Regions from separate parts of the Homo sapiens genome. Here region 1 is linked to region 2. The links are chromatin loops, found by intact Hi-C in ENCODE. Cell type or tissue: endothelial cell of umbilical vein. All regions are shown on one strand. Links, peaks and the distances in the headings refer to the core of each region. The heading gives the core; the rest is flanking DNA.

Region 1 (6,382 bases), core at 503-3,002, 420 kb before region 2:
TGCTTCAGGCATCCAAAAGTAAAGCTAAAGTATGTAGTTTTCAGTATTTACTGTACGCAAATTCAAATAGGATTTGTTTTTGAGATTTGATTTTCTCTTTTTATTTAAAATTCTTATTGGCATTATTATCTTTCCTGAATAAATTTTTTGTTGTTGTTTTTAGAATAAATTATGTAATTACATAGTTGAAAGTTATGAAATAACTTTTTGATTTCCTTTTGCTTTCCCCTGCTCCCAGAAAAGTTTTAAATGATCATTTTCTAGGAGGTAGACAAAATTTTCTTTATAGTATCATTGATTGCAGTTAACCTTATGTTTGTTATATTTGTTGTTGAGGAAAGGTTGAGATCAGTGAAAAGTGAAACAGTGTTTTCCTTTGGGAGAATAAAAGTTTTTTTCAAATAGACATATTCAAGTACTTCCTTATAGTAACTCATGTAAATGTAAATTTTTTCCAAGTTACTTCTCTCAGTTTTTGGAGGAACATGGTCCCTTGGACATGAGTAACAAGATGTTCTCTGCAGAATATGAGTTTTTCCCAGAAGAAACTCGACAGATACTAGAAAAAGCAGGAGGTTTAAAACCTTTTCTCTTGGGATGCCCTCGTTTTGTTGTGATTGACAACTGTATTGCACTGAAGAAGGTTGCATCACGGCTCAAGAAAAAAAGGAAGAAGAAAAACATTAAAACAAAAGTAGAAGAAATTTCAAAAGCAGGGGAGTATGTACGAGTTAAACTACAACTGAATCCAGCTGCTAGGGAATTTAAACCAGATGTAAAGTCTAAACCAGTGTCAGATTCATCTTCAGCACCAGCTTTTGAAAATGTGAAACCCAAACCTGTGTCTGCAAATTCTCCCAAGCCAGCTTGTGAAGATGTGAAGGCCAAACCAGTATCCGACAATTCTTCTAGACAAGTTTCTGAGGATGGGCAACCCAAAGGGGTCTCTTCTAATTCTCCTAAACCAGGCTCTGAGGATGCAAATTACAAGCGAGTCTCCTGTAATTCCCCCAAACCGGTTCTTGAGGATGTGAAACCAACTTATTGGGCTCAATCCCATTTGGTCACAGGATACTGTACGTATCTTCCTTTCCAGAGATTTGATATCACCCAGACACCGCCAGCATACATAAACGTGTTACCAGGTTTGCCCCAGTACACCAGCATATATACACCCTTGGCCAGCCTTTCTCCTGAATATCAGCTACCAAGATCAGTACCAGTGGTGCCGTCTTTTGTAGCCAATGACAGAGCAGATAAAAATGCTGCTGCCTATTTTGAGGGTCATCATTTGAATGCTGAGAATGTTGCTGGTCACCAGATTGCCTCTGAAACACAGATCCTTGAGGGCTCTTTGGGAATATCTGTAAAGTCACACTGCAGCACAGGTGATGCTCATACAGTCCTGAGTGAGTCTAACAGAAATGATGAGCACTGTGGAAATTCTAACAACAAATGTGAAGTAATTCCAGAAAGCACCAGTGCAGTAACAAACATTCCACACGTGCAGATGGTTGCCATACAGGTAAGAGTTAAATAGAAAAGTCTTCTTAATACTGAAGTTAAATTTTCCTTTTCATTTTTCATTGCCGTTATATTTGCAAGAATCCTTAAAGTTGATTGACTTTATAATGATTACTGAAGCTTTTGCCTGAAAATACTTTTAAAATATGAACTCTTTTGTGAGGCATGACAGGTAATCTTCTCAGAAAGAAGCTTGGGTCCAATAAACAATACCCATCTTTGCTACTGAAATTCTACACAGATTGAGAAATAAGACAGCAGGTGGAGCCAAAACGTCATCCTAAGAATTAATAAAGGTGCTGGAGGAGAAGGTGGCTGTTTGTAGGAAAGTTCAAGTGCTAGCTGGAAGTGTAGCCTGCATCACAGTGCCTTACCTGCCAGTTACAGGAGGGCCCACCTGGAGGCCTTCCAGCGTGGGGTGCCTGCCCCATAGGACTTAGCGCATGAAGGAGGAAGGGAAAATGTGCTGGCAGCTCCTCAGAAAGAGAAGGAAAAAGGAAGACTCTGACCTACACAGGCCCAGCTTCTCCTGTCAAACCAGGGGAGGAATGAGAATGTTAAAAAGAGACAGCCAGGTAGAAACAAGAGGGATGTGTATGAGTTCTTTCCTAACAAGGAAGAGATGAAATCAAGATTCTCCTATGGTTGCCTTTATAGGGTATGAATTCATTAAATCCTTATTGAATTGCCCCACTCATTATGTTTTCTAGGAAGCTTTGAAAAAAATAGGTTAAGAGCAATGGATCATAATCATTTCCAGATATGCTAATTCTAAATAACTTTCCTAATATACATGTTTACGGAAAGCATGGAACATGATCTAAATGGGAAAAAAAACTTGAAAAAATTGTGGGTGTGTTTTAAAGTGTTACTACTTGATGGGCTTATTTTACTAGAGCGATTGAGATAAAGTGAATTTTATTTTTTGTTTTGCCCACAGGTATCTTGGAACATAATACACCAAGAAGTCAATACTGAGCCATATAATCCTTTTGAGGAACGACAAGTGAGTCAAAATTACATTAAACTGTTTAAAGGTTTAGTTTTCATTAATTTATCTAGATGGAATGATGAACTAGAACTATTTTGGAGTCAGCTTATTCCACACAAAGTTATCATGGAATAAGCTTGAGAACATAACAAAAAAATGATTTTGTTTTTATTGTTGAAATTTGAGAAGGGAAGGAAAAGGTAATTTTTTTCCAGCATACTTATTTCAAATTATAACAGCGTTATTGTTTTATTTTATTATTTTTAAAATTTTATTTATTTTTATTTTAATTATTTTTGAGACACGGTCTCACTGTCATCCAGGCTGGCCAGCTTTATTGTTTTAACTGGTATAATGAGCATATAATAATTTATAAGTAAGCTTATTCATGCGAATAATACAGAAAGATAAAGACCTTCTCTACTATAATAATGATTCAATTAGAAAACCTACTAATATAATTTAGTTCGTTAATATGCATCATAAGAGAAAAGTTGTCTTATCAACTCAAAGTTGCTGTAAAGGTATTGGATAAAATTCAGGTCACTGTCTTGACCAAAACTAGTAAGAAAATGGGAATTGATGAATATTTCTCAACATGCTAATATTTTAAGCCAAAAGCCATCATCTTGCTTAATGGTAAAACATCACCATTAATATTTATTGTTATCCTGGGTATATTAACTGAGAAAGCAGATATGAGAAAGAAAGAAGATAGAAAAGAGGAGATGTGAGTATCATTATTTACAGAGGCTAGGGCTGTGTACCAGGAAAATCCAAAATGATCAACTGAAAACCTACACTAACCTATATAAACCTATACTTGTATATAAAAATATATATAAACAATTACCTGTTAGAAAGTATGTTGAAAGAAAATATTTTCAATACCAAAAAAGAGATAAAATACTTAAATGTATATAAAGAAAAATTTTTAAATGCTATGGAGAGACACATAGAAGCCTTAAATGAAAAGATATTTCATGTACTTGGATAAGAACACATATTATGATAATGAGATTGGTTCTCCCTAAAGCTTTTTAAAATTTAACACAATCCCAGTATATACATGAACAGGGCAAATTAGTTATGTATATTGCTGTATATATAACAAACAACCTCAAAAGCTAGTGGCTTAAAACAGTAAAATATTTCACAATTGTGAAATCTCACAATTTCGCTAAGTCAGGCATTCAGGAGCAGTTTAGTTGGATGCTTCTGGAGATTCTCATGTAGCTAGCCAAGATGTTGACCAGGGCTTGGTCATCTGCGGGAGTAACTGGGCCCAGAGGTTCTACTTCCAAGATAGCTCACTCACATGGCTGGCAAGCGGATGTTGGCAGTTGTCAGGAAGCTTCAGTTCCTTGCCTTGTGGACCTCCACCTAGCCCTGCTTGACCTCATGGGGCTGGCTTTTCCCAGAGTGTGTGATACCAGGCAGAAGCGGCAGTGCTTTAGGAAGTCACAAATTATCACTTCTGCGCATTCTCTTGGTCACATAGATCAATCCACCAACCCTGATACATGGTAGGAGAGGTCTATACAAGGCTGTGACTAACAAGAGGCCTGGTTACTGCACAGGATTAATTTGAAACTAGACAAATTGATTTTAAACTTCATATGTAAAAATGAACATCAAGAATGGGTATGGAAGAGAAACTAAGAAAAGGAGTTGTGCAACTAAATATCAAAACACAATATAAATCTATCTATATTACCACATACATAGACCATTAATATGAGAGTGCCTGGCCAACATGTTGAAACCCCGTCTCTACTAAAAATACAAAAATTAGCCAGGTGTGGTAGCTTACCTGTAATCCCAGCTACTTGGGAGGCTGAGGTAGGAGAATTGCTTGAACCTGGGAGGCGGAGGTTGCAGTGAGCCAAGATCACGCCAGTGTACTCCAGCCTGGGCGACAGAGTGAGACTCCATCTCAGTCAGTCAATCAAGATGGTAGATTGGCTGGGTGTGGTGGCTCATGCCTGTAATCCCAGCACTTTGGGAGGCTGAGGTGGGTGGATCACGAGGTTAGGAGTTTGAGACCAGCTGGCCAACATAGTAAACCCCATCTCTACTAAAATTAAAAAAAATTAGCTGGCCGTGGTGGTGGACACCTGTAACCCCAGCTACTTGGGAGGCTGAGGCAGGAGAATCGCTTGAACCCAGGAGGCACAGGTTGCAGTGAGCCAAGATTGCGCCACTGCACTCTAGCCCGGGCGACAGTGCGAGACTCTGTCTCAAAAAAAAAAAAACAAAAAACAAAACCGAAGATGGCAAATTATCAGTGAGCAAAAACTGGATTATTAAATACATAGGAGAAATGGATTGCCATCTAGAAAAAATCAATCTTGGTCCCTACCTCATTCCTTATACCAAAATAAGTTCCAGGCAGATTAAAGATTTTAGCATAAAAAATGGACCTATAAAAGTATCCAGGAAAAAAACGGGAAAAATTTTTTGTAAGATCAGTAAACAGCATGGGAAAAAAGAATGTTTATATTCATATACACATGCATGTAATGTGTATATCCTATATGCATAGCATATGTATGACAACAAATACATACACATACACATATCAAAACACAGGAGAGAAACAAGGAAAATTATGTGCAGTGTGAAACAGATAGAGAACTAATTTCCTTAACAACAAAGTTTCTATAAATCAGTAAGGAAAAGATCAACAATCTGTCACAAAGATGAGAATGGATGTGAATAGACAATTCACAATGAAAGAAATACAGATGATTTTTAAACATATAAACAGATGCCCACCCCACTTGAAATAGGAAAAGCAATCATTCACATTTTGAAAGATAGTGAAACTGAAATTTCTGGGAAGGCAGTTAGGAATCGATCTGCACTCATATATGTATAGAGAGACCAGTGAGCCAAGGGGATTTGTATGTTTGTTTTGTCTGTATTTGAATCAGCAGAAAATTGAATACAATCTAAACCTCCATCAATAGCGGACTAGTTAAATTATGATATACCTATAAAATGAAATATCATGCTGTCATTTAAAAAGCAGTTCTATAGTTAGATATGGAATGTTTGACAAGATCAATGTCTAGTTAAGTAGGAAGAAGGTCAGAGCTTGTGTTTCCTGCTGCTATTTGTACAAATAGTGTTTAGTTTTTGCTAATGATAAAATAATATATAGAGTTCTTAAATTTTTTAAATGAATAATACCAAAAATTATGAAAGAGAAATTGAAAATCATCTACCTTCCCATCACTCATGTTAATATTTTGATGTGTAGCCTTCCAGGATGTTTGAACATTTACATATAATTAAACAATAGTTTTTAAAAGATGGGATCACAGCATATATATTTTATTTGAAATTTGCAGGCTTCAATTAATATATTGTAGACTTGTTTCCATATCAGTAAATACGATTTATAGCATCATTTTAAATGGATACTTGGTTTTCCATTTTATTAATGTGTGATCATTTATTTGACCAATTTCTTGTTGTTGAACATTTAGATTGTATCAGCTTTTTATGCTTACAGGCAGTCTTATAGTGAACATTTTGGCCTGTTTACTGTTGTTGAAGTCTTATGCTGTGCTTAGCTTTAAACCAGGTAGGCTCTGTTGTTTAATGAGTCAGTGCTTTTGACCATCAAATGAATGTTTTTATCAGTGATGGGAATGTTCACAAATGCTTTCTTAAATTAGCTGTTAGTTTTAGGACCTTGATGCTAGTATAGGTGATTGCTGGCTTCTCAACCAGTGAGAATTGCATTTGAATCCCAGCATTGCTACTTTCTCCTGGGACTTTGAGAAGTTGCATCACTTGGTTCTCTGATCTATTAAAGGCAAACATAATGTATTTCTCACAGAAGTATCGTGAAGTTTA
Region 2 (8,113 bases), core at 2,796-5,295:
GATAGAGGGAAACTGAAGTAGGTGGAGACAGTGGTCTAATTCTTGAATCTGTGTATTGATGTCATTCATCAGTTTTGGGAAAAAATTTCAGCTAGCATCACTGCAAATATTTATTCTGACCTATTTTGTCTCTCTTCTTCTCTGGGACTTCAATTACATGTGTATTAGACCATTTGGTATTACCTTACATTTCTCTCACCCTCTGCTTTTTAAAAAATACTTTTTTCTTTCTATGCTTCAATTTAGAGAATTTCTACTGAGAATTTCAAGTTTACCAAAGCTTTATTTTGTTCATTCTGCTATTAAGCCCGCCCACTGAATTCTCTACGTTGGTATTGTGTTTTTTAGTTCTACAATTTCCATTTGGTTCTTTTTTGGGGTTTTGATTTCTTTGCTAAAATTCTTTATATTTTCACCCATTTTGCCCATATTTCCCTCTAAAAATGTCACCATATGTATTAATTAGTTTAAAATCTTTAGTTGCTAATGCCAACTCTGGGTCATCTGTGGGCCTGTTTCTACTGACTGCTTTTTCTTTTGATTATGGGTCATACTTCCCAGTTTATATGCATGGCTTGTAGTTTTTGTTTTTTTTTTTTTTGAGGGAGTCTCACTGTCACCAGGCTGGAGTAAAGTGGTGCAATCTCAGCTCACTGCAACCTCTGCCTGCCAGGTTCAAGTGATTCTCCTGCCTCAGCCTCCCGAGTAGCTGGGACTATAGGCACAGCCCACAATGCCCAGCTAATTTTTGTGTTTTTAGTGGAGACAGGGTTTCACCGTGATGGCCAGGATGGTCTTGATCTCTTGACCTTGTGATCCCCCTGCCTTGGCCTTCCAAAGTGCTGAGATTACAGGCGTGAGCCACCATGCCCAGCTGGCTTGTAGTTTTTTTATTGAATGCTGCAGTTTATGTATACCATAGCAGTGGAGACTGAAAGAAGGTACTAATTTTTCTAGGAAGTGCTTGCCCTTTTGTGTGTCAGGTATCTTGGATTAGGATCTGATCTCTTCAATCTAATAATTAGTTGAGCTGAATTAGAGTTGAGGTTGCCACTCCAGTTGATTTAGTTCACCTCTGGTTTCAAATATCTTGAGTGTGAGATCACCCTCTCTCCAGGAAGGCTATGAAATCTAAGCACCATGACACCACAACATTTCTCTCTGCTTTTCTGTGTCATCTCCTGACTTCTTGGACACCATTTATTCAATAAATTTCTATGAGAGAGAGTTGGAAGACGGACAGAGATGTCCAATGCTGTATTTGGGATTCCTCCAGGTTCAAGTCTAACACTAGCTGTAAAATTTCCAGTTAGTTTCTCCTTATTCCCCCAAATTTTATTTGCCTGTAGCAGACTTGATTTTCTGTCCATCTACAACCCCATGCTTGACAACTTACCACAGGAATGGAAGGGACCAGTTTTCTCACCTGACATGGGCTCATCCATCTCTGGAATTTAGTTTATTTGGATTTCGAATCTATAGGTTTTAAATAGTTTTAAAGAAAAAGACAATTTAATAGCTTACCAGTGCTTTATCCTTGCTCTGCTGGAGTGGTGGTCTTTTGTGATTTTTTACATCCTAACCAGAAGTTGAAACACTTAATATCTTTTTAATTTTGTAAAATCTCCTTTTTTTTCATTTTTGCATTTTACATTTCTTTTAAGGCATTATTTGTTTTGTTTATTGGCTCTGATGTCCCTTCTAATTTAGTTTTTATTTCTGAAAAATTTCCTTTATACTTCTAATTCTGTTTTGTGTTCTGTCATCTTCATCTGTCTTTCAAATCTTATATTTCTAAATGTTTCTAATTATGATTTAAATGATACTTTAAGATACTTTAATGACACCTATCATTTTCCTAGTTCTTTTTACCTCATTTCAAATATTAGGTTACATTTTCATCTTCATTGAATGTGTACCTCTCTGTTGTATTTTCATTGTCTGTAGGGCCAATATTATTGTTGTTATTAATATGTTATTATTCTGCTTTCTCTTATCATAACTTTATATTAGATTTGGCTATCATCCATTTTATTGCTTTTTTTAAAGTGAAACAAGTTTTTCTTTGTTCATAGGATGAGGCATAGGTCAAGACAGGTTTTCAAACTTCATGGGTCTACATTCCCTCTTCTGTTGTTTTTCCAAAATGATTTCAAAAATACTGCCTGTGTTTTCTGAGATCTGACATTCTGATCCCCATTCTGCATTTTCTTCTAAGTCATTTCTCTTATCTGGGCATTTTGTTTGCTAGCTTTGAAGACTTATAGACTGCTTCACTGTGGTCAGAATAGTATTGTGGTCTCCTTTACCCACTCAGGAACTGAACCCGGTAGAGTCATCTCCCAACCTGCCACTCTCGGATTGGAGCTCTGTGCTTTCAGTGAACACAGGTCAGCAGTGTTGTTTTTTCCTGTCCTCTGGACTGTTGGAATCCCAGTTGACTTCCCCAACTTGCCAGTTGTTTCCCTTTACACAGATCCTCATACCACGTGGGTCCTGCAGCTGTTGGTGGTTTGTGCCACACACTCTTACTGTGAGATTCTTTGGGATTCCTGGTCATTGATTTTGTTGTAGAAGTACAAAGTCTTTGATTTTGATATGCTAGTTATTCAGTCTGTTTTTATAAGGAAATTTGAGGAGATTAAATTATTAAACCCTATAATCTCCCCAGAATCCTTGTCATAATTATGTTCAAAAGACTATAAAAGAAAAAAATAGTTTACTAATTATCCACCTCTGGTGCCAGTCAACTGAGATATTTCTGGAAAGGATGGTTCTCTCTCAGTTTGATGGCTAGACAAGGTCATACACACCATCTATGGCTGTTTGCAAAGACCCCCCAAAAGCCTGATCTGGTTCCTTGACACCTTGAATTTTCTCTGTCAAGGGCTGAACTGTGTCCCCCAAAAGTCATCTGTTGAAGTCCTAACCCCCAGTACCTCAGAATGTGACTGGATTTGGAGATAGGACTTTTAAGGAGGTGACTGAGGTTAAATGAGGTCACAGGAATGGGTTCTAATTTAAACTGACTGGCATCTTTGTAAGGAGAGGAGGTTAGGACACAAACAGACACAAAAGGAAGACCCTGTGTAGACTCAGGAGAAGACGCCATCTGCAAGCCAAGGAGAAGGGCTTCAGACTGAAATGAAATGAAACCCCCACTACAGACACCTTGATCTTGGACTTCCAGCCTCCAGAACTGTGAGAAAATAAATGTCTGGGCCGGGTGCAGTGGCTCATGCCTGTAATCCCAGCACATTGGGAGGCTGAGGTGGGCAGATCACAAGGTCAAGAGATCAAGGCCATCCTGGCTAACATGGTGAAACCCAGTCTCTACTAAAAATACAAAAATTAGCTGGGCATGGTGGCGGGCACCTGTAGTCCCAGCTACTAGGGAGGCTGAGGCAGGAGAATGGCGTGAACCCGGGAGGTGGAGCTTGCAGTGAGCTGAGATCGTGCCACTGCACTCCAGCCTGGGTGACAGAGCGAGACTCCGAGACTCCGTCTCAAAAAAAAACAAAAAACAAAAACAAAAAACACATTTTGTGGAAAGAACAAGAAAGAATAAGGTAGAGTGATTTTTATTTTATTTTTTCTGTTATTTTGGCACAGGCACGACAAAGACCAGGAAGTGATTGGTCTTTTATCTGTTTTCTTATCTGTTTCTATTATGGCTGTACCTGAAAGTGTTTAAATTATACCAAATATTTTCTTGCTCTCTCTCTCTGTGTCTCTCTGAGTTTTACTCCAAAGGTTTTCTGGAGAGGGCACGCGGTGGAAACCAGACTTTGTTGGCGGAAAGAGATGGTTCAAACCTTTTGTCTGCTGCTTGCTCACTGGACGTTGGGCGAGGCATCTTACATGTTTGAGCCACTGCTTCCTCATTTGTAACTGGGAAATGATGCCCTCTCAACGGATAGACATGAGCGTTATATGAGATAAAGCTGTAATTTGCTTCCTGGCCCATAACAGACCCCAAATAAATGCTATTTTCCATTTCTTCTCTTCCTTCTCCCAACCCATAGTTAGCCAGAAAAAAACCAGTTATGAACCAAAGAAAATTCCAGTTCACTGAATCCCTGTTTACATTTATGTAAATTAGAAGCATAAATGTAAATTACATTTATGTGCACTGCACTCCCAAATCAGTGTCCTCAGCAGGAGTTCAAAGAGGTGCTGCTCCCAGACTCAGGAAGTGCACCACTAGGCCGGTCCATGGACAGTCTTCTGAGCATGGGCCCCTCTCAGAAACAGAGGCTGTTTCAAGAATTCTATAGACATTGCATTTATTGGGCAACTGGCAAGCTGATGTCCCACCTAGTGGTCAGTGGGAGGTAGCCCATTTCAAGAAGAGATGAGAAGACCTTTCATAATATCTTCTGCTGGGCAGAGCCTGAAGAACTGTGTCAGCTCACCCCATTCTCTCCATTTACAGAGGCCTGGGCACGTACAGCACAAGCGTGAGGCATGACAGGTGCAGCGTGCAACGTCCTCTGGCAATGAGGGTGGGGCTGGTGAGAGTCACTCTCCTGGAGAGAGAGAGAAAGTCCTGAGATTAAGAGGCATACCTTTGAATGGTTTCCCTAAAATATAAAATATTTCAAATACACAGAAAAGTTTATAACACACAACACATTCCCCACCCAACTCTCTTGAGTGCTAACATTTTGTCACACTTGCTTTCTGTTTTATTAAGAAGCAAAACAATACATATGCCGTCAAATCTCCTAAAATACCCTTCCACGACCCTTTCTCTTCCCTGTCTTTCACCCAGTGGTAACCATCAGCTCCAATTTTGTGTGTACCTTTAATGGCATTCAAAAATTCCACTAACATCCCATGTGTGAATCCATTTTTTACATGTTTTCAAAATTTATTTTATTGATGACATGCTGTATGTATTTTTTCTATTATGAATAATGCAATGAACTTTCTTGTGCCATTTTCCCTATGGAACTTCTGCAAAAGTTTCTCTATTATTTTTTTACATGTGGAACTGCTGGATCAAAGAGCAAATGTTTTCTTTCCAGAGGTATTGTACCAAATTACCCTTCAAATCTCCAGAGGTAAGAAGACCTCATGCTCTATATTTGCACTTATGTTGAGATTGTTAGTCTTCTTAATATTTTCCATTTGATGGTTATGAAATGACATTTCATACTGTTTTGATTCATAGTTTCTTATTTAGTAGCTATATTGAACATCTTTTTATGTTTCTTGGCCTTGTATTTTTTTTCTCTTCTGAATGGTCTGTTGATATCTTTTGCCTTTTATTTTTAGTTTTCAGACAGGGTCTCGTTCTGTCATTCAGGCTGGAGTGCAGTGGCGGGATCACAGCTCACTGTAAACTTTGTCTCCCAGGTTCAAGCAATCCTGCCTCCTCAGCCTCCTGAGTAGCTGGGACTACAGGTGCACGCCACCATGGCTGGCTAATTTTTGTGTTTTTTGTAGAGACAGAGTTTTGCCATGTTGCCCAGGCTGGTCCCGAATTCCTGAGCTCAAGTGATCCTCCCACTGTGGGCCTCCCAAAGTGCCAGGCATGAGCCACTGTGCCTGGCCCCTTTTATTTTTTAGTTGGACTTTTTTCCTTACTGATTCTCAGGGTTGCCTTATATATTCCTAATAGGAATCCCCATTTTCGGTTATATGCTTTGCAAATATCTTCTCCCATCTGTATCTTATCTTTTTTATAAGTAAAAAGTTTAAAATAGAGTTATATACATTCATAAAAATGCACAAATCATAAATGTAGAGCTCAATGAATTGTTACACCCATGTAACCATCCAGATCCAAGAATTGGAATACAACTTGCCCTACTTCCTGACCATTCTAGCACCTGCCACACTCCCAAGATAAGCACCGTGCAGATTTCTGAGTAACTTTGTGTTGTTTTGAACTTTATATGATGAAGTCGCACACCATATACTCTTTGGTTTTTGTTTTTTTTCACTTGATTATAAAGTTGCAAGATTCGCTTATAATGTTGCGTGCAGCAGTCATTGTTTATTTCCCATTTCTATTTAGTATTTCAATGTATGTATCTACCTACTTTCATATGAATCCATTTGAGTGTTAAAAATGTTTGGGTAGGATGGACGTGGTGGCTTATGCCTGTAATCCCAGCACTTTGGAAGGCCAAGGCAGGCAGATCACTAGAGGTCAGAAGTTCGAGACCAGCCTGGCCAATATGGTGAAACCCCATCTCTACTAAAAATACAAAAATTAGCTGGGCATAGTGGCACATGCCTGTACTCCCAGCACTTTGGGAGGCTGAGGCAGGAGAATCGCTTGAACCCAGGAATCGGAGGTTGCAGTGAGCCGAGATGGTGCCATCACATTCCAGTCTGGGCATCGCAGCGAGACTCTGTCTCAACAACAAACAACAGCAGCAGCAACAACAACAACAACAAGTGTCTGGGTAATTTCCATGTTTGAACAATTATGAATAAAGCTGCTGTGAACATTCTGGTACATGCCTTTTGGTGCGCACAGAGCGAAAGTGCGAGGTCATAGGGCCCACGCGTCCAGCGTTTGTAAAGTCTGCCTGTAATGATGCTGCGAGTGCTGAAGACCCTTCCATTTTCGACCTGTCAGGATGTTAGCTGCTGCTGGGAGCTGCCTGGCCAAATGCTATCCTCTTAGCCCAGTGACAGTCCTGATTTAATGACTAGGAGATGTGGGGATAAAACAGCCCAGCCCCACAGGTTAATGCTGGACGTCTCTGAAGGACCATCCCAGCTTCAGAACTTCCTGAAGGATCACCTGAAGTCTCCATTTCAAAGTTGAACAGAAGCAGTCAGGACAAATACAATTTTCCCTTCTTACCAGTGTAAGGGGGAAAGCAACCTTGTATTTCTGGAATCAACTCCATTGGTCATGATGTATTTTTTATATTTCCCTTGTTATTATTGGTAGTATTTTAAAAAAGATGTTTGGACCTAACTGCATGAGGGATATTGGACTATCATTTTCTTCTCTTATCTTCTCTTGCCATAAAATGAGTAGGGAAGAGTTTCCTCCTACTATATTTCTGAAAGAGATTGGTATTTTTATTTCTATTTGATAGACTTTACTGGTGGAACCATCTGGGATGAGTAATTTCTTTGTGAGAAAATTTTAAAATTACAAAATTCAATTTCTCACTATATATATATATGTAGATGCGATTTCTCCTAGGTTTATAATTTGTGTCTCACAAGGAATTTGTTCATTTCATCTAAATTGTCACATGTATTGGCATAAAGTTGTTTATAATATAACTTTATTAATTTTTTACTATTTGTAGGTACTATAGTAATGAGCCCTCTTTATTCCTGATATTGATAATCTGTGTGTTGTCTCTTCAGTTTTTTTTTTTCTTAATCAGTCTATTTAGAAGTTTATCAATCAACCAGCTTTTGATTTCCTGTAAGTTTTCCTATTATTTGTCCACTTCCAATTTCACTGATTTCAGCTCTTTACTGTTTCCTTCATTCTTTTGATTTTGATATTATATTACTCCTCTTTTTTCTTCTAATTTCTTTAGGTTGATACTTAGATAACTGATGTTAGACTTTTCCTGTTTTTCAATAAAGAATACATTTCTGACTACATGGCAGCATCCCACATATTTTGATATTATATTTTCATTCACTCGCATTGAAATATTTCTAATTTCCTTTGTGATCTCTTCTTTGACCGATGAATTACTTAGAAATGTACTACTTAATTTCCAAACATTTGTGGATTTTCTAGATATCTCTTTTAGTGGCTTGTATTTTAACTTCATTGTAGTTAGGGTACATACTTGGTATGATATAAATCCTTTAAAATTTATTGAAACTGTTTCTGACACTGGATATGGTCTATAGTGAATGTTCCGTGTACACTTTTTACAAGATCTCTCTTAAATAAAATGCAAAGCTATAAAATTTCTAGAAGAAAATTTGCATAACCTTAGGTCTATTGATGAGATTTTACATATACAACACTAAATGCATGATCCATTTAAAAAGTTTATAAGTTATTTACAAGATCTCTCTTAATTTATATAAATATACATTGAAATCAGTACTGCCTGCATCACTGACTTTTATTTTTTATTTTTATTTGTAATTTTTTTTTTTTTTTGAG

What was found. Hi-C counts contacts between places; a loop is a spot of excess contacts. Peaks named below come from ENCODE experiments on the same cell type or tissue, not always from the same donor. Only the 100,000 strongest peaks of a DNase experiment are listed, where the experiment ranks them.
Region 1: a loop joins it to region 2, with 7 times the contacts of the local background. A loop is called at or near these places in 9 of 110 quality-filtered maps.

What each region holds. Positions count from the first base shown.
Region 1 is chr21:37,165,091-37,171,472 of GRCh38, forward strand. It overlaps TTC3 (tetratricopeptide repeat domain 3), which reads left to right. Exons shown (of 46, transcript NM_001330683.2): 33 at 460-1,525; 34 at 2,465-2,530. Among named protein-coding and RNA genes, the nearest start is that of TTC3-AS1, 26 kb to the right of the region's middle. In endothelial cell of umbilical vein, for the core only: no CTCF peak of the experiment used is centred there; a DNase peak (open chromatin) is centred at 1,791.
Region 2 is chr21:37,578,446-37,586,558 of GRCh38, forward strand. The region is part of intron 1 of KCNJ6-AS1 (KCNJ6 antisense RNA 1); the gene reads left to right. Among named protein-coding and RNA genes, the nearest start is that of KCNJ6-AS1, 64 kb to the left of the region's middle. In endothelial cell of umbilical vein, for the core only: a CTCF peak has its summit at 4,325 (motif pointing left); a DNase peak (open chromatin) is centred at 4,286; H3K27ac peaks cover 255 bases.